Regions from separate parts of the Mus musculus genome. Here region 1 is linked to region 2. A link is a loop called in an ENCODE intact Hi-C map of the cell type or tissue named here. Cell type or tissue: gastrocnemius. All regions are shown on one strand. Links, peaks and the distances in the headings refer to the core of each region. The heading gives the core; the rest is flanking DNA. Region 1 overlaps Vps54 (VPS54 GARP complex subunit). Region 2 has its middle 62 kb from the start of Ugp2.

The links. Peaks named below come from ENCODE experiments on the same cell type or tissue, not always from the same donor. Only the 100,000 strongest peaks of a DNase experiment are listed, where the experiment ranks them.
Region 1: a loop joins it to region 2, with 2.8 times the contacts of the local background. A loop is called at or near these places in 5 of 42 quality-filtered maps.

What each region holds. Positions count from the first base shown.
Region 1 is chr11:21,307,005-21,319,201 of GRCm38, forward strand. Vps54 (VPS54 GARP complex subunit) reads left to right here. Exons shown (of 23, transcript NM_139061.5): 15 at 1-17; 16 at 1,735-1,798; 17 at 4,073-4,178; 18 at 5,236-5,323; 19 at 5,847-5,968; 20 at 6,080-6,160; 21 at 7,915-8,022; 22 at 9,788-9,882. Among named protein-coding and RNA genes, the nearest start is that of Mir1933, 32 kb to the right of the region's middle. In gastrocnemius, for the core only: no CTCF peak of the experiment used is centred there; no DNase peak of the experiment used is centred there; H3K27ac peaks cover 3,152 bases.
Region 2 is chr11:21,426,869-21,439,065 of GRCm38, forward strand. It overlaps the pseudogene Gm29812. Among named protein-coding and RNA genes, the nearest start is that of Ugp2, 62 kb to the left of the region's middle. In gastrocnemius, for the core only: a CTCF peak has its summit at 6,999; no DNase peak of the experiment used is centred there; H3K4me3 peaks cover 356 bases; H3K27ac peaks cover 4,938 bases.

The sequences.
Region 1 (12,197 bases), core at 1,856-9,855, 120 kb before region 2:
TGAAAAAAAGCCAGTGGGTATGTGTAGTTTGTCACACATGGTTCCTCCCACTGTATATTGATGACGATGAGGGCATACCTCTGTCCCACAGCCTACAGTCTACATTCTACATTATGCAAACAAAATAGGTTTTCGATTAAAGTTATAGAGTGATTGCTTTAACCTCGTGCTTCAACCTTGTGCTTTTTCCTGCTTTGCTGTGTGCTGCCAGAACCCCGTAAGGGTGCCATGCCCCATCCACATCTCACTGACTCACTAGAGACTGATGTGGGCACCAGGAAGTGAAGGCTACTTGACATGTAATAATGAGTGATTGCTTGCCGGCAGGCATTGATATTCTAAGCCATTTATAGATGTTATGTCATTGATGGTCCTCACACTAAGCTTTTAACAAACACAGGTGCTTGAGCCCTACACAGTTATGTAAGTAGTTGCAGAACAAGGACTTCAGATTCAGGCAGACTGACATCAGGATCTTTTTCTTATCTGCTGTGCCTCACCCTATCTGTGCACAATAGAGAGTTAATTAAGAGTGCTTCCTGTCACTCTGATAATAGCTGACGCATGTGAGGATATGCCAGTGCCTGACAAACATAGAAGTGGATGTTCACAGTCATCTATTGGATGGAACACAGGGCCCTCAATAGAGGAGCTAGAGAAAGTACCCAAGGAGCTGAAGGGGTCTGCAACCCAATAGGTGGAACAACAATATGAACTAACCAGTACTCCCCCGGAGCTCATGTCTCTAGCTGCATGTGTAACAGAAAATGGCCTAGTCGTCCATCATTGGGAAGAGAGACCCCTTGGTATTGCAAACTTTATATGCCCCAACAGGGGAATGCCAGGGCCAAGAAGTGGGAGTGGGTGGGTAGGGGAGCAGGGCGTGGGGAGGGTACAGGGAACTTTTGGGATAGCATTTGAAATGTAAATAAAGAAAATATCTAAGGGAAAAAAAAAGAAAGAAGAATGCTTCCTGTCACAAAACAAATAGACATCCAATTTGAATTATGATTAGAATTTAACTTTCTTTGCATGAAAGAAAAGAGGGAACACATACTTGGACTGATCAGAAACTGACATGACTTTGGTAAGCTAATTAATTTGGCTGCTCCAGGACTGTGATCTAAGTTATTTTATATGCTGAATTTTGTTTCCTAGTGATAAGAGATATCTCATGCTGGAAATTAATTACTGTATTGAAATCTTAGTTCTTCGCTAATTCTTTTTTCTTTTTTAACATTTATTTTTTAATGTATTTTGTTTAATTTTTGAGTGTTCTGCCTCTGTGTACACATGCGTGCCAGCAGAGGGCATCAGATCCCTTTCCAGGTGGCCGTGAGCCACCAACCATGTGGTCACTGAGAATTGAACTCAGGACCTCTGGAAAGTAACCAGTGTTAACTGCTGAGCCGTCTCTCTAGCCCATCTAAATTAATTCTAACTTGAAAAACATTATTTACTAATTTACACAGGCTATCATTCAACTACTGAGAGACAGATCATTTTAATTGCGAATAACTTATATTCATACAGCCCGTACTTGCAGTAGTGGGACTCAGATCTACATCTAACTTCTTTCACAGTGCCATACAACTTTCCAAGGCACAGTAGATACTTGTTTCAAAAATGAGCTAGTTCTGGGGTCTAAGCAGGAACTACCCTTTTAATTTTTTTCTCTAGTGATTTTTTTTTTTCATCTTGTTCCCTATCTTTCTTGTTTGCTTTGTTTGCTAGTTACAGAAGAAAGGAAGCCAGCTGATGTTCTTGTTGTTGAGGGACACCAGTATGCAGTTGTCGGGTGAGTAGCGCATTTCTCTGTGAAGCTCATCTTCTAGTTCTCCCTTGGAGTGAATTGCTAAGCTTGGAATAACAATGGTAAAAGCTGTAAAGTATTTAGGGAAATGTTACAATTTTTCTTTTAGTTTATATTACTTTGTAATATGGTTTATCCATCAGAGACTCCACTAGCTTCACAGAAAGGAAGGCCCTGGTTTTCCCGTGTAATAGGAAATATGTGAAGCAGCCCAAGGCCCATGTAATAACTGCTTGGTACCATTATTACCACCCCAGTCTCTTGCTGCTTTTTTTCTCTACAACTTTCTCAGTGTATAGGATAGCACAGTAGTTTTACTTGTGGACAGTAGAACTCAAAATGTGGTAATCAGTTATATTTATAAAATTATTGCTGTTCTGTGTATGATTTAGCATAGTTCACCATTATCATTGGACCCAATAGATCTTTTTCTCTTTTTTGAATAAATACATCTCTAATTCAAGTTACCTGGAAACATACCATCATCTGTACTGCATCTTTTATGACATTTTAAGTACTTCATTCTCTTTAAAGCATTGAATAGCTTAAACATTGCTTTTGCTTCTTTTCACTGTTTCTGAAATAGCTGCCCCCCACCCCAAAGGAAAGTAGTATCTTGTCAAGATAGTGTAGTAGGGTACAAGTGCCTCTTTCTGTATATGTTTTCCTGGTAGAACTCTTGAGTTCTGCAGAGGTGAGGGGGTTACTGGCTGCCGTGTTTTCAGCTTTCAGACGCTGGAAGCTTCTGCCTAGTCACTTTGAAGTTACTAGAGCGTGTATATTTAACAGCAGCACTCCTTTTCATTCTCCGGAATCTTTGCTTCTCTGGGGAAGACAAAGCTGTTGAACCCCTGTAATCTCACACCTCTAATTGAAGTGCCGTTTCTGTCTTTATTGATTTGTTATTCAGCTACATTTTGTGCACTTGATAAAAATGGTTCCCCTTGGAAGCTAGCTTTCCTGGTTCTTTAAGAAAAGAGACTGTCGCCAAAAAAGACTATTCCTGGCTAAAGGGGAATTAGTGCTTCTTCTAAGGGAAGAGTTTAAATGCTATGCAGTGGATTCATTAAAGGAGATGCCTGTCATTCAGAGTAGATGCTGAACTAGACATGGCACCTATGTTGACCTCCAAGATGAGTTTAAAAGGCCCAATGCTTCTCTTGAATTTTAGTTTTTAATATCCTACTGATTTTTAGAAAACATTTAACATGGCTTTCTCATTTCTGAACAGCTGAGTTAATTTAAGTATTTTATATTAATTCATTCTTTCCTCCCCTTAACTGAAGTTGTACATAACCTGCAATAAATGATGTGTCTTCTCTATTTGTGACCTGTCCTGCTATTAAACTCATAATTGATCATTTTTGGAGAACCTTTTGTGACCACTCTATAAATTCCTAGGATGTTATGGTCTCCTTAAAACATTATAGATTTGTATCAAAAGATGGCCTAGTCGGACATCACTGGAAAGAGAGGCCCATTGGACACGCAAACTTTATATGCCCCAGTACAGGGGAACGCCAGGGCCAAAAAGGGGGAGTGGGTGGGTAGGGGAGTGGGGGTGGGTGGGTATGGGGGACTTTTGGTATAGCATTGGAAATGTAAATGAGCTAAATACCTAATAAAAAATGGAAAAAAAACATTATAGATTCTTTTTCATCTTATTAAGAAAATCTAGGTTAAGCTCCTTTCATTAATTTAAGAGCCATAATTGTAGACTAAAGTTTACATGAGCAACCAGACCCCCTGGCTAGTCTTTTTCTCATTGTTTCTGATTTGTCCCCAAATTGGAGTACTTGCTGTATAGTAGAGACTTGCTTAAAATTGCCATGCTGAGGGAATGACAAGATTTCTCATCAGTAAAAAAAAAATGCTTTTTTTTCTTGCAGAGAACCCAAGTTTGGTTCCCAGCCACCCCTGGTGGTCAGCAACTATTTTTAACTCCAGTTAAACTCCAGGGGATCCAAAACTGTCTTCTTGCCTCCCTGGGCACTGCACACATACGGTGCACAGATCTATACACACACACTAAAACCACCTATACATATATAATAAAAATAAATAAATCTTAAAAAACAACAACAGAATGCCATACAGAGAATGGTGTTTCTACAGCACAGAGTTTGAGAACAAATTCATTATCAGTCTCTTAGATGACTCTGGAATTATACAACTACCAAGATTAGTGTGTTTCCATAGATGTTTTTAACTGGTTGTTTGACTCTTGGTGAGTGTCTGAGGGTTACCCTTTTCTCCTAGAACCGTCTTGCTGTTAATAAGAATCATTCTTGAATATTGCCAGTGTGTGGATAACATCCCCTCCGTCACTACTGACATGCTCACTCGCCTGACAGATCTGCTGAAGGTGAGGACAGCTTTACCTGTTTATCTGAAAAACAGCCGGAGTATAACTAATTCTTAACTTGGGAGACACTTACCACGATATTTCTAGGGTAGGGGTTTTGTGATACTGATCATGCGCTGTCCACTCCACATTCAGTGTGTGCATAGGTGTGAGGTGCACACATGCTCGTTTGTACTCATGTGTGCTCACATGGCCTAACATCCTTAGAGCTGCGAATAGCCCTGGAGACAGGTGCTGAGCATGACGTCACTCAGGTCAGAGCAGGGATGCTGCTTTCACATGCATGCTTGGGATGTCCAGAGACTTTATCTGCTATGATGTCACTTTTCCAGAACCATTAATGGGAAGTGAAATGGTGATAATTTCAGCTATTTTGTAATAATGTCTTTATGTGCTACGATAGTAAACTACCTTACCTACCCCTTGTGAATTAAGATGTATTTTTCTCACATAATCTGATGATTAGCGTTTCCCCTCCCTCTCCTCTTCCCAGTTCCGTCCCACCTCTCTTCCCATCCTATCCATTCCCTTTCTGATAACAGCAAAAATGTACAAATTAGATGTAATGAGATAGAACAGAAATCACCACATTGAAGTTGGACAAAGCCAACCAACAGAGGGAAAGGACCCCAAGAGGTCACAGAATCAGCGCCCGCTCATTCACACTCTCCCACCAGAAGTCAGTATGGAGCATACCTGCTGTCTCCCTTTTAATTGATGCATAAGTAGGTTCTAATTGTTTTTTTTTTTAACCAGAAAATTCATAATACCAGGCCATTATAATGAGTCAGTCCTCTAATCTCAGCACTTTGGAGGCTGAGGCAGGAGAATTACTAGCCTGTATTATATAGTAAGCTTAGGCCAGCATGCACCGTGGAGTGATATCTGTTTCAAAGAAAAAACAATCCAGCTAAAACATAAATTCAAGTTTTGTAATGAGAAGGTGAGAAGAGGAGGGGTGTCTTTGTGACTGTGAGCAGTTAACACTTCAATGAACTGTTCAAAGTGATTATTTTCCTTATTTTATTAATTAATTTATTTATTTATTTTTTGTTAGTACTTCAATTCAAGAAGTTGCCAGTTAGTTCTTGGAGCTGGTGCTTTGCAAGTTGTTGGACTAAAAACAATTACTACAAAAAACTTGGGTATGAATTCTTCCATTTACTCCCCATACTGAGGTGCTAGAATGATGTCATTTTTGTATCGTTCTTATGGCTGATGTTTGTTGGCTCAGAGAAGAGCCTGTAAAGTGGCAGGTGCTGTAGTGAATGTTTATGGGATGTAGTGTGTGTGGGTGTGTGGGTGTGTGGGTGCGTGTGCATGCACATGTGTGTTCTAGAGAGTTACCCATTGTATGTATGGAAGTTGTATGGAAGATGTGTCACTTTCTAAAATATAATTTGTGAAGTCTTATGGGAAAATGCACATTAAAAAGTAGGAGCAGCTGTGTCAGTGGCCTCTTGGCTGCTAACAGGTCCAGTGAGAAAGCAGTGTGCTCGTTACCTAATTATTTTCTTACACAAAATGAAATATATTTTCTGCCATGGTGCTTTTCATTTGTGAAATAAACTGGTTTTGTATATAATTAGTACAAATGTACTTACTTAATTTGATGACATTAAGTCCACTGATATCTTTGTTTCTGCGTTCATATCTACTCAACGTCAGCCCTCTCTTCACGGTGTCTGCAGTTGATTGTGCACTACATTCCCGTGATCCGGGCTCACTTTGAAGCCCGACTGCCCCCCAAGCAATGGAGCATGCTTAGACATTTTGATCACATCACAAAGGTACCTCCACCCATTCTCTCCTGGAATTTCACAGATGCATTCTGTAATTGTTAAGTTTTTTGGAAATAAGACTTACAGAACTTTAAAATGCAGTATTATTTCTAATTACAGGATTACCATGATCATATAGCTGAAATTTCAGCTAAGCTTGTAGCGATAATGGATAGCCTATTTGATAAGCTGTTATCAAAGGTAATGATATTTATAAATGCTAAAGCTTTGCATAAGTTTAAGGCATTGTGGCTTTTACTCTATAGATAACTCTAGATACATAGGACATATGTAGGTGTGTATATGACATGCTCATGCGCGTGTGCATTTGGTGTGCCTTTTGTTTTTTTGCCATGTATTTGATGTTATTAGTAAATACTGGCTGCCAATATTCTGCTGTTGTTAATAGTAACAAAGGTGACAGCTACAGTTTACTAATGCACCAGGCTACACACACAAGAATAGGTGACATACTGGAATATTCTCTATTGCTAGAAATTGGTTTAAGTTAGGTTTATTCACATATAATTTATATTCACTAAAATTCATCCTTTACAATGTATAATTTGGTGATTTAAAACTTAAAAGTAAATGAAATGTCTATACTCAAAATATAAAAAATAAATACTGATAATCCTTTTCTTTGGGAACTTTTAGCTTAGTTTTGCTTTCCCCAGAAGGTCCTGCATATGGAGCCGCAGCCTATTATACCAGGCTCCTTTTGTTCAACATAATGCTTTTGGAATTGATGGATGCAACCTAATTCTTAGTTTGCTAATAAAAACAAGTTTCAGAAAAGGGGCAGTTGTGGGGTTCATGCTGAATCCTTGCTTGTTGACAACTGGAGAAGAGGGTGATGGTCAAGAGGGGAGAAGGCACAGTGCTGTAGAGGGTGTGCAGTGATGTCAGAGGCCACAAGGGAGCCAGGGATGGTGCTGTTTGCATGGTAGTATGTTTCTAGTGATCCTTTTTCCTCCAAAGAAATGTAAGAAGAATGTTAAGAGTAAGAGAAGCTCTCTGGGGTGGTGGCCAGTTTTACGAGTTGTGAATTGACGCTGTATAAGATTGAGCTGACTGAAGGATGGACAGTGAAGGTGAAGCAGGCCAGAATGTCACCATCAGGGGATGCAGAGCTAGTCATACAGGAGACGGATTACCCATTCTAGGGCTGCCAAAGCAAATGACTGTGCATGGGCTGACTTAAAAGAGTCATCCTCTGTGCAGGCAGCAGTGAGGCCAGGGTCTCTGAAGGCTCCTTGCCTTGGGACCTGTCGTCCTCTGCCTCAACTTCTACAATTAGGATAGTTTAAAACCACATCAGAACTCCAGACACAGTAATAGTTTTCTGTGAGGAGGCAGGGAGCTTAGTGTTCTTGCCAGTGTTATGAAATGGTGCAGCTGCTCCTGCTCAGATAACATGGAGTTCACGTGACCCACTGACTTCTTCCAGACACGCCCAAGAGAGCAAAAGTGATACCCACACCAAACCCTTACCCAGACGCTCATCATAGCACAGTTCCCAGCAGCGCAGACTTCCATCAGCTGACAGTGGTGAAGGAAACATACTCATAGTGTAACACACTGTATCAGCCAGAAAAGGGAGGAAGTACAGCTGGGTGTCATGGCAAGGAGGGGTCAGGAAAGCATCACCTGGTAGAAGCCACCCACAGAAGTCACAGATTTACGATGCTGTTTATATGAAATAGATAGGAAGTAAGGAGCTTCAGTTTAAACCCAAACAGTTTGAGGTTGCAAGCAGTCTGTGGTCTTAGCTACTGAGCTGTTTTAGTTCCCATAAAGTAGATGAAGATATTGAACAAGAGTTTCTCAAGACTTGTATGAGTAGTCCAAGCCTTAGCTGAAGACTATACCAATTAGATGTACTGAGGCACAGAAGACACAGCTCAGAGATTGTCCAGAAGACTAAGCACACCCTCTCTTTATCCCCTTGCCAGTATGAGGTGAAAGCTCCTGTTCCTTCCCCGTGTTTCAGGAATATTTGTAAGCAAATGACAAAAATGCATGAAGCTATATTTGATCTTCTTCCCGAAGAACAAACACAGGTGAGTGGTAACTCTGAAAGCCACCTTTCTGATTTTAACATTTTGTACCCATTCAGTACGGGAGTTTGTACATGCTTTTGATCGAGTTAAGGTTAGCTCATGTTCTAAAATGATGGCTTTAGTTTTTTTAGGTTGATAATTTATCAGTGAGGCATGGATAACATGTTTTCATTTCAAACAATCTCTTGTTCTGTTAGGTGAGAACTTTAACACCACCACCACATTCTAAGACATAGATCTAGTAACCCATTGCTGGAGGTCCCTACTGCTACTTACTTCACTCTTCCCATTGTTCATGTGAAAGTCAGAGTTGGCATTTATCAATGAATTGCATAATGTTGTAGTACAGATCAGGTGTGGAAGAAATTAGTGGTAGAGTGAATAAAATTAGCACTTACATAAGGAAATCACTAACACTTACTAGGTGAATATGAATGATCTGTGGTAAAAAGGCTGGAGACACCTCACCTGATAAGGGATAGGGCAGGAATTAGAGGTGTATCCGCTTCTTCCTGGGACCTCTATGCCACTGTGCCCTTGCTTCTCTGCCGTGAAACCTCAAAACAATTACCTTAAAATAGGTGCTCTCATTAAAGCCAGTTGTAGAAGATACAGTGTTAGAATATAAAGCTAGCGTATAACAGTGGGCTTAACTTCCATGAGGGTTTTTGCTATCCAGAACTGTTTCTATGGTTTGTGTATACATAGAGGTGGTATGGAGGAGGTGGCATCCTTAGTGACCATGTTCTTGCATTTCCTGTTGTGCTCTTTGAACATCCATTCTTCATGCACTTCTAGGTTTTCTGTAATCACAGTAACCTAGCATCATCTAATCCCCTGGGAGGATACCAGGAGCAGGCCATTGGAACAGCTCATCCAGGTCTCCCTGGTGGTCCAGTGAGTTTATTAGGGTTACTTTTTTTTTTTTTTTTTTTTTTTTCCGTCCTATTAGGGTTACTTACAGGGGCATAGGTGACTCAAAAGCAGTTGTATTCCTGGAGCTTTGAAGCCTGCAAGGAGTTCCAGAAATCTGTGAGCAGTTGTTACTGCCTCTGTACCTGTAGAGAGGGGTCTTGTGAGACGTAACTCCGAGCCTCCTGAGCCTTGGGTCCAAGCCTTTCTCCTCCCTTTAGGAGGGTTGTTTAAGTTCTGAGGAGATGGCTACATGCTTTCTCAGCCAACAAGTAAGGTTCCCTCATCTCTGGCTTTTTGACCTGATTTACCCAAGATCCACATCAGGGATCTCATCTGCTGAGATTGGCCCGGAGTTACAGACAGGCTTGCATGCTCTTATTACCATTTGAACACCAGTAACTGCCTAGCCTTCCCACAGGTGCATACATGTTCCCTTGGAAAGTAGATATATGAAATTATTTCCATGGTTTTTTAATCATAGAATTTTAGGTTGTCTATTAAAAGTGTAAAAGTAGCTTTGCCTCTATCATATCTTGTTTCCCTACCCCTTCTTTCCACTACTGTGTCTTATTTTAACCTAGTTCTGACTCTATGTATCCCTCTAGAAATTCTTCCAATATATACAAAGGGAATTTTATGGCTGAAAGAAATACTGCTGACCAGGGAAAAGAGCTTTTGTCCAACTGTAGAGAAAAACCATAGAGCTATTAAAGACAGCTCAGTACTTGAGAGGAACCATCATAAAAGTAGATGGCAAAACAAAGATTTGAAAGAATGTTTCTCTGTATATTGGTAACGGATACTTACAGCTTCTATTTCAGGAAAACTTTAACTTACTCTTCTTTTTCAGATGTTATTTTTAAGAATTAATGCAAGTTACAAACTCCACTTGAAAAAACAGTTATCACACTTAAATGTAATAAATGACGGAGGACCTCAAAATGGGTATGAATGATTCTTGATATTTTCCTAATGTTCTCACTGTATGCTCCATAACTCAGTTGCTTGATTTCTTGTTATTCTTCATGTTGTTTTTTTTTTTTTCTGCTGTTATCATACATAGTACCTTCCTACTATTTCTGTGTGCTAGTAAGGTTTGTCAGTGCTTAGCTGCTGTGTCATGACAGAACTCAAAGCTCCACTCTGGGGTCCCTGGACTGAAGAAATGGCCTCATTTATAAAATTGATTCTGAAAAATAATCTACTGTTGAAATAGTATTGTTATTTAAAAACCGTAGGAATCCTGTTTCATTAAGTTTGGTTAAGTTCTAGCTTGGCACTTATAGCTTTTATCTAATCTTAAACAATCCACTTTCTTTATCTGTGCTGGAATTTTCTTAAGATTGTGTGTGTGTGTGTGTGTGTGTGTGTGTGGTTGAGGGACTGTTTGAGTTTTAAACAGGGACTGGCTCTTGCGGGTCTCTCTCTCTCCCCTCTCCCCCCCCCCCCCAAGAGATCCTCCTACCTCTGCTTCCAAGTGCTAGGACTAAAGGTGTGTGATAAAGATGTTTTCAAAACAAAAAGAAACCCCAACAAAACCATTTTTCATAGAAAATTGAAGACAAGATGCCAAGGCTGGTTGTTGTTGAGTGGTAGAGCACTTACCTTGCATCTGTGGGGCCCAGGCTTCAGTCTCTAGTATTGTTAAAGTGTGTGTGTCACAAAAAGTAAAAAGTACCAATCACTTGCTAAACTTCAGTATGATTTCCTTGGTGTGGCACATACTCATTTAAAAAAACAAACAAAAAAACATGGGTCTGGCTGTTTTGCCTGAATATCTGCTTATGCATCATGCATATGCCTAGTGTCCTTGGACGTCAGAGAGAAGGGGGAAGAAGAGTTGGAGCCCCTAGTTGTGAGCTGCTAGGTGGGTGTTAGGAACTAACCCGGGTACTCGGCAAGAACAAGTACTCAAAACTGCTGAGCCATCTCTCTAATGCCTGAAAACCACCTATGAGTAACATAAAATATTGATTATAGGTGGTCTGTTGTCAAAGCTAAACTAAAAGCAAGAGAAGTATATCACTTTTTTAGAAACCAGAGGTGCCTAATGTCTTGATTCAGAGCCGATTTCGAAGCAGTAATGAAAGGATCAGAATAAGGTCCATTTTGGTATTCTGTAGGAAGAAAACAGTTTGGCTTCCCACTGATCCTTGTAATTAAACTCATCCATCCAACCAAATAGAACAGTTCAAAGCTTAAGACATTTGCTTAGTCAAACTGGGCCTTGATTTACCTTATTTAAAGTTAATGTAGTATTTCCAAGAGTGACTAGAAAACTGGATATTCTAAATGAAATCATGTTGCTAGCTAAATATTATTTATGATCCATTCTCTTGTTGTGAAATTGGCTGGTCAGGCATTATATAGATCAAGAAATTATGACCTTTAGGTTAGGTCATTTTCTTTCAAATTTAGATTGTGAATAGATTAGAGACATTGTTTACTTAGCAGTTCATTTAAATCACCGATTAAAATTCAAGGCTGTAATGGATAAGACACTTAATGGTCTGTAAAGTGTTACTTTCCGTGTTAGCCACAGTTGGAGGGGGAAGAAGCTGCTTTCGCTGGTAGGGTAGGAGTTTCACATATTCCACCAGCATCTGCTATGTTCCAGCAGGCCATGGTGCTGTGAGTGAGCCTGTGGCTGTTACTAAGTCACTGTGCTGAAAGCTGAGTATTTCATACATACTAGTTTTCTAACAAGAGTCCCATTCTACATTGGTAAGCTACTAAAACCTTGAAAGCCAAACTAAATTATATTTTACTTGCCTGTTTATGAAGTACAGGATTTTTCCCCAAATGGATTAAATTACATTATCCACATCACTCAATACTATAAAAATTTTTGTATAAAGATGGTTTTGGTGTTCCTCGGATGAAGAAAATCATTGTCCTGCTGGCATTAATTTCAGTTTTATTGTTGTTGTTTTTTGTTTTTTTAAATCTCATCTCTTCCATGTGGGTTGAGGAAATACCTCAGTGATAGAAAAATTTTTCTAGTCTTCTAAGTCCAAGAGTTTGCTGTCACCCACCTCCCCTGGTGTATTATATACTCTTGCCCTGTGTTTAATGTTATAACAATTTCTTTTCCCAGTTTTTCTGAACACTAAAACATACGGGATTGGGTGTGGGAGGGATGTGAATAAAGTAGTATCAGCAAATCAGCATGTAAACAAAGCAGAATGAAGGACACTCCAGCTTCCGCTTAGTCAGTTCAGGGGCTAAAGGAGGTGTCCTTTCAGATGCAGGGATAAGTC
Region 2 (12,197 bases), core at 2,873-10,872:
AATAGAAGGACTGGGTATACCTCCTCTCCTGTTGGACTCCTCTTTGTGAGTCTGGTGTCTAGGCAGCTGGAATAATTTCTCTTTGGGATCTGGTGCAAACTGTGGATTTTATGCCTAAGTCTGAAAGTCCTCCTGCTTAGGACTGGAAGGTGTTCTGTATACCCAGAACTCAATGCAGAGAATTGCAGTGTGCTTCTTTACAAAGTCAGCCATGTAAAAATGAACAGTGGCATTCCATATGTTCGTACACAGTTCTGTCACTTGTGACAGAATCCTGTGGCTTCCACCATGCCCTTGCAATATCAACTTTCTTCCTGTCTTCGTATTTACCTGCTCTATATAGAAATGGAATCACACAATACGTGATCCTTTGTGTCTGTTTTTCATATAGAGTAGTTTCAGCTTTGTCTACATGGAAGCAGGTGTCAGCACCCCATTCCTTTCATGTCTCAGTTGAATGCTATTTCACTGTGTGTTGCATCCAAGGCTTGTTTATCCATTCCGCCACCAACAAGTACCTGGATTGTTTCCACTTTTTAGCTGTTGTAAATGGGGTCAATACGAATGTTTGGGTGGCAGTATTTGTTTGAATGCCTGCTTCCGTTTTTTTTTTTTTTTTTTTTTTTTTTTTTTTTTTTCAGGTAGAGTGTAATTGCTTGGCCAAAAAAACTTTTATGTTTGAGCTTTTGAGTAACTGCCAAACTTGTTGCCTCCATTTCCTCTTCAAAGGGACAACCACAGCATTAATGAAATGAACTTATGTGAGCACAGGATCAGAGGTCCCTGCCCATGCAGAGACATTTCTCAAGAGTCAAAAGTCACATAGCTGTCAACAGAAAAAAATGTTTTCTCCAACTTTAGGACAGCCAGGATCAATGTCCATGAAATTCCAGGGGAGGAGACTTCACATCAAAGTCCACGTATGTTTGTCTTGCCTCTTTTTTTTTTCTTTTATTTATCCTCCTACCCTTTCTCCTCCCCCTCTTCCTCCTCCCTACCCCCTCCTTTTTTTCCTTAATCCTTTGGAGACAGAGTCTCATCTAGCCCAAGTTTGCTTTGAGCTATATAGCCCAGAATGACTCTGAACTCTGCTCTTCCTTCCTCTACCTTCCAAGTGCTTGAGTTACAAGTGTGTTCCACCCAGCCTGTTCCCTGGCTCCAGTGTGTTCCTTGTTTTCTTTATTTCCTTTCTTGCTTGCTTGCATACGTGTGCTACATGGATGCCTGGTGCCCATGGAGGCCAGAGTGGGTGTTGGATCCCCTGGGACTGGAGTTACTGTTGTGAACTGCCACGTGGATGCTGGGAACTGAACCTGGGTCCTCTGCAAGAACAAGTGCTTTTAAACATTGAGCCATCTCTCCAGCCCTGGTTATTTCCCTTAACCATTTGTAGCACAGAATTATTTATTGCCTTTGGCCACGTTGCTGTATAATTAATCTCAAACCCAGATAAGATAATTGCTTTAAGTGAGGAAATGAAGTCTGCTCAGTTTCTTTCTGGGGAGATCTGAAAAGAAATGTAAGGTGCCAGGAGTCAGGTCTGTTCTCAGTCTCATCTCTTCCTGTCATCCTAGAAATCTGCATGTTGAATGTTTGACTAACTTTGACAAATTCATGATTTAATTGCTATGTAGAAAAACATCTGTCTACTTTCCCAGAAACTATCACTCTGTTTCTGGGCAAACTGACATAAAGACTGCTCTAATTTAGCTATCATAGTAGCCTTTCAAGAATTCATGCAGAATGTCTGACTTTCTGTTCCCATTGACCTTGCCACTTAGGACATTCTCGTTGACCTGTGTGAGGCTTGACTGATATACAGCCCACACCCATTCTGCAGTGCCAGTAAGACTGTAGGAACAAATACAAAAACTTATAATTATCTACTTAATCAAGTCATGCTGGCTGGCCCTTGTGTGTCATTGAATTAGAACCATAGCGGAGTTAGAACAGAGTGAATCAGAGCCTATATCCTTTCCTTCTCCTGGAGGTTTTGTCCGGGTTAGTATAAGTCAAATGACGTGTCCAAATAACACACCCAGCAAATGAGCTCACCATCATAAGTCTTGCCATGTAACTCAGAATTACAAAACTATTGGAGTCCATGTGGCGTGGTTGCCATGGAGCAAGTCCTCAGGGAACCCTGAATAGCCTAGTCCAAGGAGTCACCCCTTGGCTGCTAATGCAGTGTCTAGAATAGTTTAGCCCTGATCCGTGACATTATGCTGCCCGAGTCACATGCTTTGGGAAAAGATGACTTCAGATTTAATTAGAAAGTTCAAAAGGGGACAAGGAGTCAGGGCAGCATGAAGCCAGGTACATGAACTCTTTGATCAGATGGTATAGGGCTATATTAGGCAGAACTAACTTTATAGGGGCGTATTTTTTTCCAGTTGGAAAAGTTCCCGAGGATGGAAGGGTCGTGAATTCTGGTGAAGAGAGTATTATATCTGCAGAAATGGAAAATGTTTCTGAAGTACAATTTTTTTTGAAAACTCAATTATATATAATTCGTTGTAGCACACAGTAGATCAAACACTAAGAAATATTTGATTCACAGAATAATTTGTATTTGGACTTTAGGTCTTTGTGAGAGTGTGTGTGTGTGTGTGTGTGTGTGTGTGTGTGTGTGTGTGTGTGAGACATGAATGCCTGTGTGCAGAAGCCAGAGAAGGATGATAGGTGTTCTATTCTGATTCTACTCTATTTCCCTGAGACATGGTCTCCGCTGAACCTGGAGCTTGACTAGAGGCCTTCAAGCTCTAAAGAGCATCTTGTCTTTGTCCTTCATAGCAGTGGAGTTACAGGTACACGCTGGCATGCCTACATTCTCTCTCTCTCTCTCTCTCTCTCTCTCTCTCTCTCTCTCTCTCTCTCTCTTTCTGTGCGTGTCTGTTTGTCTATCTTTTCTCTATCCATGTCTTTCTGTCTGTCTGTCTGTCTCTGTGTCTTCACCACACACATGAGTTCAGATGATTTGAATTTATGTCCTCATGCTTGGGAAGTGTTTTCTTACCCACTGTTTCCTTCTCCTGTCCCAAGACCATATGACTTCAACTCTCAATATCTCAGGATATAACTTTAAGATACCAGGCTAGTCAGACCCTTAAAATTTAATTGACACTTTTCAAGGACAGGAGAAATTAATCTTTACATGAGAGCCAGCATTTATTACTTAGTAATTTATCCTCTTGAGCTGCTGCAAAACATTTATGGAACTGCATCTGATCTGAATTAATAATTTGCAGCAATGTTTTTGGATGATGCCTGGAATCACTGCTCATATAAAGCAAACGAGGTTCCACATTGCATTAGAGATGTCAGGTGGTGTTCTTTCCCTGGGCACATGGGGCCCTTTGCTTGCCAAGGGAGAGGGTAAGTTCTTGGTAAACCTTCAAGGCTCATATGACTAAGGAGAGTTTATTTGGCTCCTTATAAGATTCCAAAATAGGAACCACAACATCACATCAGCTTTGTAAAGAATCCATAAATTATTCTTGTCTCTCCAACATGGGAAATAATTCCCATCAAATCACAAATCATACCTTTTGACCCCAGAAGCAGTTCCAGGGAAATCTGTGGAACTTCTTAGTATCACTCTCAAAAAATCAGGAATGTGTTTCAGATTCTACCAACAAATTTCTTCTGATTTGCCAGACACCTTAACTTAGCCCTTTAAAACTACTATAACCCATATGTACCCAACTTTTCAGTTTTTGCCAACACAAAACGTCCTTCAGTTTATACCAAAACCAGCCCATCATTCTCTGCTATCAGCCCTCCTTCAAGAGCAAATTGCCGCTCTTGCAGTGCTGCCAACTCTGTCTGAAGCTTTGCTGGCACAACCTGACTCTAAACCAGAGCACTCCCAGGCTTTCTTTCCCTTTGGACTTCTCAGCCTTTACATTTAGAGACTATTCAATCAAAGACACGTTTCTCCCCACTGATGCCCACTGTTCTGTTTCCCTGGACTTCCTTTTAGGAAGGTGAGCCGTTTTCCTTTGATCTAGAGGGAGCATCCTGATAATGAATATGCTTTAGGGTGGGGCTAGAATGCAGGCAGTCTGTTTCAGACCCATGGCTTCTTCACCGGGCATTCCTTACCAAGGTATGCTTGCTTCCTTCTCTAGACTACTGTTCTCTTTCCTGACAAAAACAGAAGCCTGACTCAGACTTCTCTACACTGCAAAGCACAGTGTTAAATGGGTCTTTAATCCAAAAGGAGAAGAAAAACAAACAAAACAAACAAATAACCCCCCTCTTCCATGGGCTGTATTTTCAGTTTATTGCCCACATGGGGTCTGTGCAATGGACATGCTTACTCTTTACATGGATAAAAGCCAGCTTCACCTCAATCATTCAGCCCAATAGGTCCCCATTGGTCCCCAAAAGCTCTGATCTTGTCCATCTATGGTGTCTTTGTGCATTTGTTTTTGCCTTTGCTTCTCTAGCTACAGGGTTACTGAATGTCTCAGGGCTCCCTATCAGTTGGCAAAGAGTTGTAATACTCCATATGGGTAGTGGAGAGTTGTTAGTAATTCATTCTTTATAAGCCATTAAATTGTTTTACAGAAATTACGGTAAGTTCGAGTAGTGGTTACGGGTAATTACGGGTTTAGTAACAATGAGAAGCCGCTACTATCCCATAAGTCTGACATGGGACTGGAACGAGTTTTACCAGGTTCTAACAATAATATTGACCTTTGGGAGTAGAATCCCCCAACACTGGGCACGGTGGCATCAGAGTGCTGGAGAATAAATATTCACTGCTCCCTCACCTCTGCTCTCCATAGCACCCCCATCTTCACCCACTCTGAACCAGTACTAAGGTAGAAAGCTGGAGTACTGACAGCAATCCTAAGAACATCTTCTGGAGTCAAAGCAGAGTGAAGGAGATAGTAAGTCAGTCTGGAGGAACAAAGGAAGATGCCTAGCAAAGTTGTAAAACCCAACACTTTTACTTTTTTTATTTTTGAAAGTTTCAATAATGTTCTAAGCTAATGTAAGGATTATACCAGTTGAGTCACCTCATTTTTGCCTCTTGGCTTTAGCTTTAACTATGCATTTGTCTCTTAAGCCACTAGCTTTTCTAAACTCAGGAACAACCCCCCCCCCCATAACTTTTGCTAATGTAATCGGCAGCCGTCCTTTTTCTTCAAAACACTTCTTACATATCTCTGTTCTTTCTGACTTTCTCTCAGAGAAGGGAATGGAACACCTTAATTCGACGATGGGGAAATGTTAATCCAATCATGAGAATTTAAGAGCAAGAACATTAAAATAAAGTTTCGGGAAGTAGTACTTACCGAGGAGTTGAAACCTGAAGCAGCTGTAAATTAGGTCATTAGGAATTAGCAGGACCAAAGTCCCGGTGGTTGCAATATGCTTTTGCTGGCTTCCAATTACTCCTATTAATGGGGAATGTTTTTGCACAGCACAAAAGCATCCATGACTAGGCATAAAACGTGTATGAATCTAACACCCAAATAGAATTCTAAGTGTGATACCACCAAAGCTCTGCATAGAGTGGGAGAGAGGATGAGGATGCTGGAGAGTGAGGCTGCCGAGTCTTCTATTCTGTCTCTGAATGGATAGATTAACATGGATGAAAATATAGACTGAGATACATAAAGCAAAGGTTAGCACTCTAAAGGTGGACATAAAACATTGTTTTGCAGTGTTGGGGTTCAAATGTAGGTCTCACATGTGATAGGCAAGCACCATTACTGAGTCCTGCCCCTATGGCTTGCAATGTCTCTTACAGTGTTTGACTGTCGCTTGCTTGCTTGCTTTGATGACTCACATATTTTGAAACTAGACAGAGGAAGAAAAGAATTTTTAAAAATTGCATTATGAAGTAAAAATCAGAAGATGAGCAGGGTGTGGTAAGCACAAGCCTTTTATCTCAACATCCAGGAGGAGGAGGGAGAGGAGAGTGGGGAGGAGAAAAGGGAGGAGGAGGGAGAGGAGGAGGGGGAAGGAGAGGAGGGCAGATTGAAGTTCAGGGCCAGCCTGGATTACACAGCAGGTCCATGGCAGAAAGAAAGATTTCTCAGAAGAAAAATATACACCAAGGAAACAATAAGATTCTTCATTCCATCTTGGATTTCTCATTCAGTTGCCTCCCTGTGAAGTTGTCTCACATAAACTTTCCGGTGTCTAAGCCTTTCCATTCCCACACCCTCCTTTGGTGCCCTCCACCTATATTAGTGTGCTGGTTCTAACACAAACTATCCCACACCAGGCTTATCCAAGAAACCAGAACTCTGTAGGCATAACATTACACCTCTCCTTAGAAGCCTTTGGAGGCTCCCTGGTGTTGTTTGTTTGTTTGTTTTTATTATCTACCCTTTTTACCTGGTTTTTGAGAACTTCTACCGTGTAATGCTTTTTAATTTCAACATAGGTGATTTCATCAAGACGTGTATTTTTATATAAAAAACATTGCAAACATTTCTGCAATCGAGTGCATCTTACAATAGACTCATGTCATCTTTTTTAGGTTCATCTTAGCTACAGGATCCCTCAGTTACAGAAACAGGACTTTTTGCCACCCAAAGGCTCACTCTTTCACAACTCCATTTTTTCCATCTATCTACTTCATTCTCCCTGCCTCCCCTTCCTAGCTTGGTCTGTGAAAACCCAGCCTATCTTTAAGGTGCAGCCCAGAGGGGCTGCTTCAAAGAAAGCTTCGCTCACCTGGCAGCTGAGCACCAGCCTCTGAGGACCCAGGGCTATTGTAACTCTGGCAGCTGGTGTCTTATACTTTCTTTCAGTTTAATACTTATGCATTTGTTTGGCCTGTTCTCTTAAGAGCCCTGAAGATTGCTTGAAGACTCTTAAGATTGCAACTGAAACTGTAGGATTCAATGAAAAACATGTTTGTTTCTTAATACAAACTGAAGATATTTTGAACAGGTTCTTTGCCTGCTTGCTTGCTTTAAATCTAAGCACTATTTCTGAGCTCAAGAAGAATCCTGCTCAGAGCTGCCACCTTAAGGTAGCCAGAGCCTCAGCAATGAGGCGATGTAAGGCAGTAGGAAGGAGGGAAGCTCTCCTGAAGCTCCTTTGGGAATGAGGGTGGGGGCCACAGGAGTGGCTGCTCTAGGGCAGGCAGCTTTCCCTGGGTTCTAGGAGTGGTTGTGGGAAAGGTCAAGAAAAGCATACTATTTAGATGGCCAGCCCTGTCTGCTAGACATGAATCACTGTGAAGTCTTGGGCTAGTGAGGCCAAACGAAGTAATAACTTCCCTTGGGAACTCCAGACTGGACTGGAAGTTGAAAACAGGTCTCCACAGGCGCTTATGAGGATGCACCAAATGTGACCCAGACTTGTCACAGCCTGGAAAAAGAGAGCCATGCACGAAAAGCATTGCATGTAGCAGCTTCTTCATCAGAGCTAATGTGGAACACCCTGCATAAGTCACATATACACAATTCTTTCCTGAAGTGGTGCATCCGAACCCCTCCCCGCCTTTTCTTCTTAGCAAAGTTGTACGTCCACTGAAAATAAAATCTACTCAAGTGTCCTCTTGCTATTGCCAGGCCATTCTGGGACTAAATTTAATGAGTTGTAAACCACACCCACGCCTTTTATCCCAGCACTTGGAAGGCAGAGGCAGGTAGATCTCAGTGAGCTTGAGGCTCAGCCTGGTCTACAGAGTGAGTTCCAGAACAACCCAGCCCAAGGTCTTTACACGGAGATAGGAGGAGGGGTGGAGAGAGGAATGATTTATAATTTGTTGCAGACAAATGACATTTTCTGTAAGGGCATTCAGGTACTCAACTTGACTTTCTATGCATACCATCTCTTTATAGACATTCTGGAGGGAGTAGATCTGAGAAGTTGGAGGTTCCTGCCTGAGTCAAGCACTCTATCATCTGCCTAGTACTCACTAATGGGTCTGAAGCTCATTTTCTTCTGAGGCAAAATGGTCCTCATCATAGATCTATCTGGACATGTCCTTTGAGAGCTGGTTACTCTCTTCACCTTTCACAACAGAAAGCCCTGCACAAAGGTCATATTGTTGATCTTATTTTACTCAAATAATTTTGTCTTAAAAAACATTGTCCTCATTAAATTAGCATAAATATTTATTATGGAAATTGTAGGAAGTATAGAAAAATATAAGGAAGTAACTATTGTAACTGCTTAGAGGTACTATTATTAACATTATAGTATGTTTATTTAGCCTTGCAATAATTTCTCTTTGTATAGCTGTACTGGCTAGTTTTGTGTCAACTTGACACAGCTGGAGTTATCACAGAAAAAGCTTCAGTTGAAGAAATGCCTCCATGAGATCCAACTGTAAGTCATTTTCTCAATTAGTGATCAAGGGGGAAAGGCCCCTTGTGGGTGGGACCATCTCTGGGCTTATAGTCTTGGTTCTATAGGAGAGCAGGCTGAGCAAGCCAGGAAAAGCAAGCCAGTAAAGAACATCCCTCCATGGCCTCTGCATCAGCTCCTGCTTCCTGACCTGCTTGAGTTCCAGTCCTGACTTCCTTTGGTGATGAACAGCAACATGGAAGTATAAGCCAAATAAACCCTTTCCTCCCCAACTTGCTTCTTGGTCATGATGTTTGTGCAGGAATAGAAACCCTGACTAAGACATATAGCTATATAATCTTTTAAATGTTTGTTATTGAATGGGAATTCAACTTTTCAAGCTATTTTATTTTAGTTGTTAATGTGTATGTGGTATGTGTGAGTACGTGAATGCATGTTTGCTTGTACAGGAACACATGTATATATAGATACACATCTGTGTGTCTCATGTTTAACCTGTTTTTAAAGTCTATTTGTCTTCCACAATAGTAAATGATTAACATTTGTTTTGATATGTAAGAGCCACAGAGTGAGCTCTGATGTTAGCTCATCTGCATTTGAATTTTGAGTGTCATTTGGCCCTTGGACATGTCCTTTGATTGAAATAATTACTTTACAGATTCCTCAATTGTAAAGTTGGGGCCACTAATAATTCCTATTTCATACAGTTGTGAGTTATCCAAGGGAGCAGTTGCCACGTGCTCACAGTAGTGCTTGGCTGAGAGGAAGGGCTTTGAAGGGTTAGCAACAGTTATGATTTTTTTTTAACATTCTTTTAAAGACTAGATAGAATTCCATTGTTTGGATGGAGCACAGTGCAGGCATTGTTGGATAGTTTTAAGAGATGTAAGATGCTTCTTTTTGGTGGATAAACACTAGTGAGACAAATATTCTTTTCCATTGTGTTTGTGTGTTGATTTTATTGTGCATATTTAACATATACAATGTGCTATAGAATAATATATACATATAATAAAATGGGTATTATAGTGAAAAGAATTTAGCATAGTCATTGCCCAACAGTTATTCATTCACCTTTCCCTACCCCATGTCAAGAGAGGCCATAATCACTTAGTAAGATCTCTGAATACAATACCCTGTTATTAATTACTGTTATTCTCCATCTTTCTCTTTGTTTGTCTTATAACTCCAGAGGCCTGTTTTGTATTCTGGACCCATGTCTCTTCACTTCTTTCCCCCCTCTCCACCCTGGTAGCCACCATCACTCTCTCCCTCTGTGTGGTTGTCATTTCGCTTTAGACTTCATATATAAATGAAATATGATATTTGTTTTCTTTCTTGGCTTATCTTATTTTGCATAATGTCCTCCAGGTTCTTCAATATTGTGGCAACTGGCAGAAACCTCTTCTTTTCTTGGCTGAGTAACATTCCATTGTATAAATTAATTACAGCTTCGTTTTGTCTTTTAACATTGACAGGCAGGTTGTTTCTGTTCCCCAGCTGTGGTAAGTAGACTGCAGTGAACATAGCGGTTGGGATAGACATCTGTGCTTCCCCACTGTGTGTCTGTCATGGCAGCATGCTGTGGAGGAAGACAGTGCTGGGAGGTGAGGGAGATGCGTTTTACTTTAGTGGTTTTGAGCTTCTCGTAGCCTGCAAAGCTGATAATCAGAAATTATTTATATTTTCTGGTACCATACAATCAAATATTCAGTGTTTCTTTCTAGGTTGTATCACTAGTAAGCCTATCTTCAGATTCCGGTCACAGAAATGTTCTTCACCAATATCTGCCATAGAGTGACCCACCCTGATGGCTTGGCCTGAGAGGAGCTTGAGTAGATTCTCTGAGTCCTGGAGTCACTGTATTTTCCAGACTGGTGCTGATGAAGGTAGAGAGGAGCAGAAGCCCTTGGGGTTCTGGGTCCTGTCTGTAGTTAAGAGAATGATTGTTTTACATTCTGGTATCCTTCCTATAAATGGAGAGACCTGGAAGATGATGTGGCTACATGGAAAACCTTAAGCAACAAACAGCTGTAGGATTTCATTTAGCAAGCTCGAATCTGCAGCTGGTGACTGAGACTGACCCTTCTGAGGATGACTGCAGTATTTGTCTGTGTTCTTGCTTTTATCTCTTTGAGCTGTTCTCTGTCTTTCATAAGTTGACTTGTTGTTTCGGGAAATATTTAAAAAGTCAACCCGCCATCTCTCCTGCCCCACTGGTCCGTGTTCCCAGTGGGCTACAACACTATGTCCTGGCGGGGCCCAGCTCGGTGTGTTCTCACGTGGAGCTACTACTCTCTTCCAGCTAGCTAATTCATCTCTCTTCTATGCAATGCTCCCTCCACCCCCACGATCAGCCATCTCAACACCTAGTTACCCAGTAGAAACATGACTCTTAAAGCTTAATTACCCAATCAGATTTATATAACAATAAGATAACAATTTACAAGATGCCCATACAATAATTTCATAGCCAATTGATAAAGATAAAGCTATAGCCTAATTATTCTAACTTTGTGAACATCTTAGCTACTTGTGGCTGTTTAAACCCACGTGGGCTCAGGATCATCTTAGTCTGCCTCCATGTTGGCTTCTCCCTGTCCCCCAAACTCCTAGCTCCGCTTCCCTTTTCCTGTCCAATCACAGGCCTTGCCACTGCCCTAATGTGATTGGACAGAGAAACTTTTGAATAGATTTTTACGTTTTATTGAAATCTTACATGAACAAGAAGTTGGAAATACAATCACATCCAAGAACAAATTGTCATGGCTTTGATGTTTAAGCCAAACAAATTTTGTAGGGCAGATTTCAAAAAGGTGTGGTTATAACAACTTACAAACACAGTTAACCTGCTTCTAGGAATGCAAAACATACAGTCATAGGTTATTTTCAATACAAGGAAACTTAAGTCTGCTTTAATTTCTTAAAACTACTAAGACAAAGCACTGGCTTGTAGTTTTATTTACAGCATACTTCATATTCCTATGTAACCTGTTCCAAATTAAAAAAAAAAAAAAACCAAAACCAAAACCAAAACAATAAAAAAAAAACAGAACTGTCCTTTGCAAAACCATGCTTTAACAGTTTGTTCTGAAGCTAAGATGAAGCTTGGAACGATAAAAGCATTGTAACCCCAGAATAAGGGAACTCTGCAAGCCCAATAATGCCCAAGAGCATTTAGAAAAGAAGAAAAATAAGAAGCCTTGAGTATATACACAATAGTGACTTCTTCAGATGAATATAAATGGCAGCAAACTGCTATTTAAAGATGAAACAGTTACGCCAATTTTGTTTGAAGAATGTAGATCTAGAGCCAATTGGATCTTGACAGAATCATTTTCAAACTCTCATTTATTTCCACTGTTGCCCATAAGCATCCTGATAAAATTCCTGATTGTCATTATTGTAACCATAGTTACCAAAATAGTCACCACCTTGCTGAAGCAGCTGCTGAATGATGGGCTGGGAACCCCAGTTCTTTTGGTTGTTGGTCTGACATTTGGAATCAGGCTGGTTGTACCCATCTGCCTTTCTCTGGCCTCCTGCATTGCCCCCTCGATTGCCCCTAGCTCCAGAGAACCACGGCCTCTCTTCTGTTGTGCAGGACCCCCTCTGCCACCCCTTGAGCCTCTTGGTGGTCTCAAAGGTGCCCCCCTCTGTGAATAACCAGTTCTACCTCTTGGAGGTGGTACTCCCCGCCCCCTTGGTGGTAGTGGAGCACCTCATCTCCCACTTCCTCCTCCTCCTCCTCTTCCTCTTACTACATAGCCATCATCAAAACCTTGTCTTCACATGGATGTCCCCACCCCCAACCCCACCTGACCTCTAAACTTGCTGGAGTCTCCAATCTCTGAGGGTTAGGTGCATCATCTCTGAATGAACACAGACACAGAAGTCCTCTCTGTATGTGT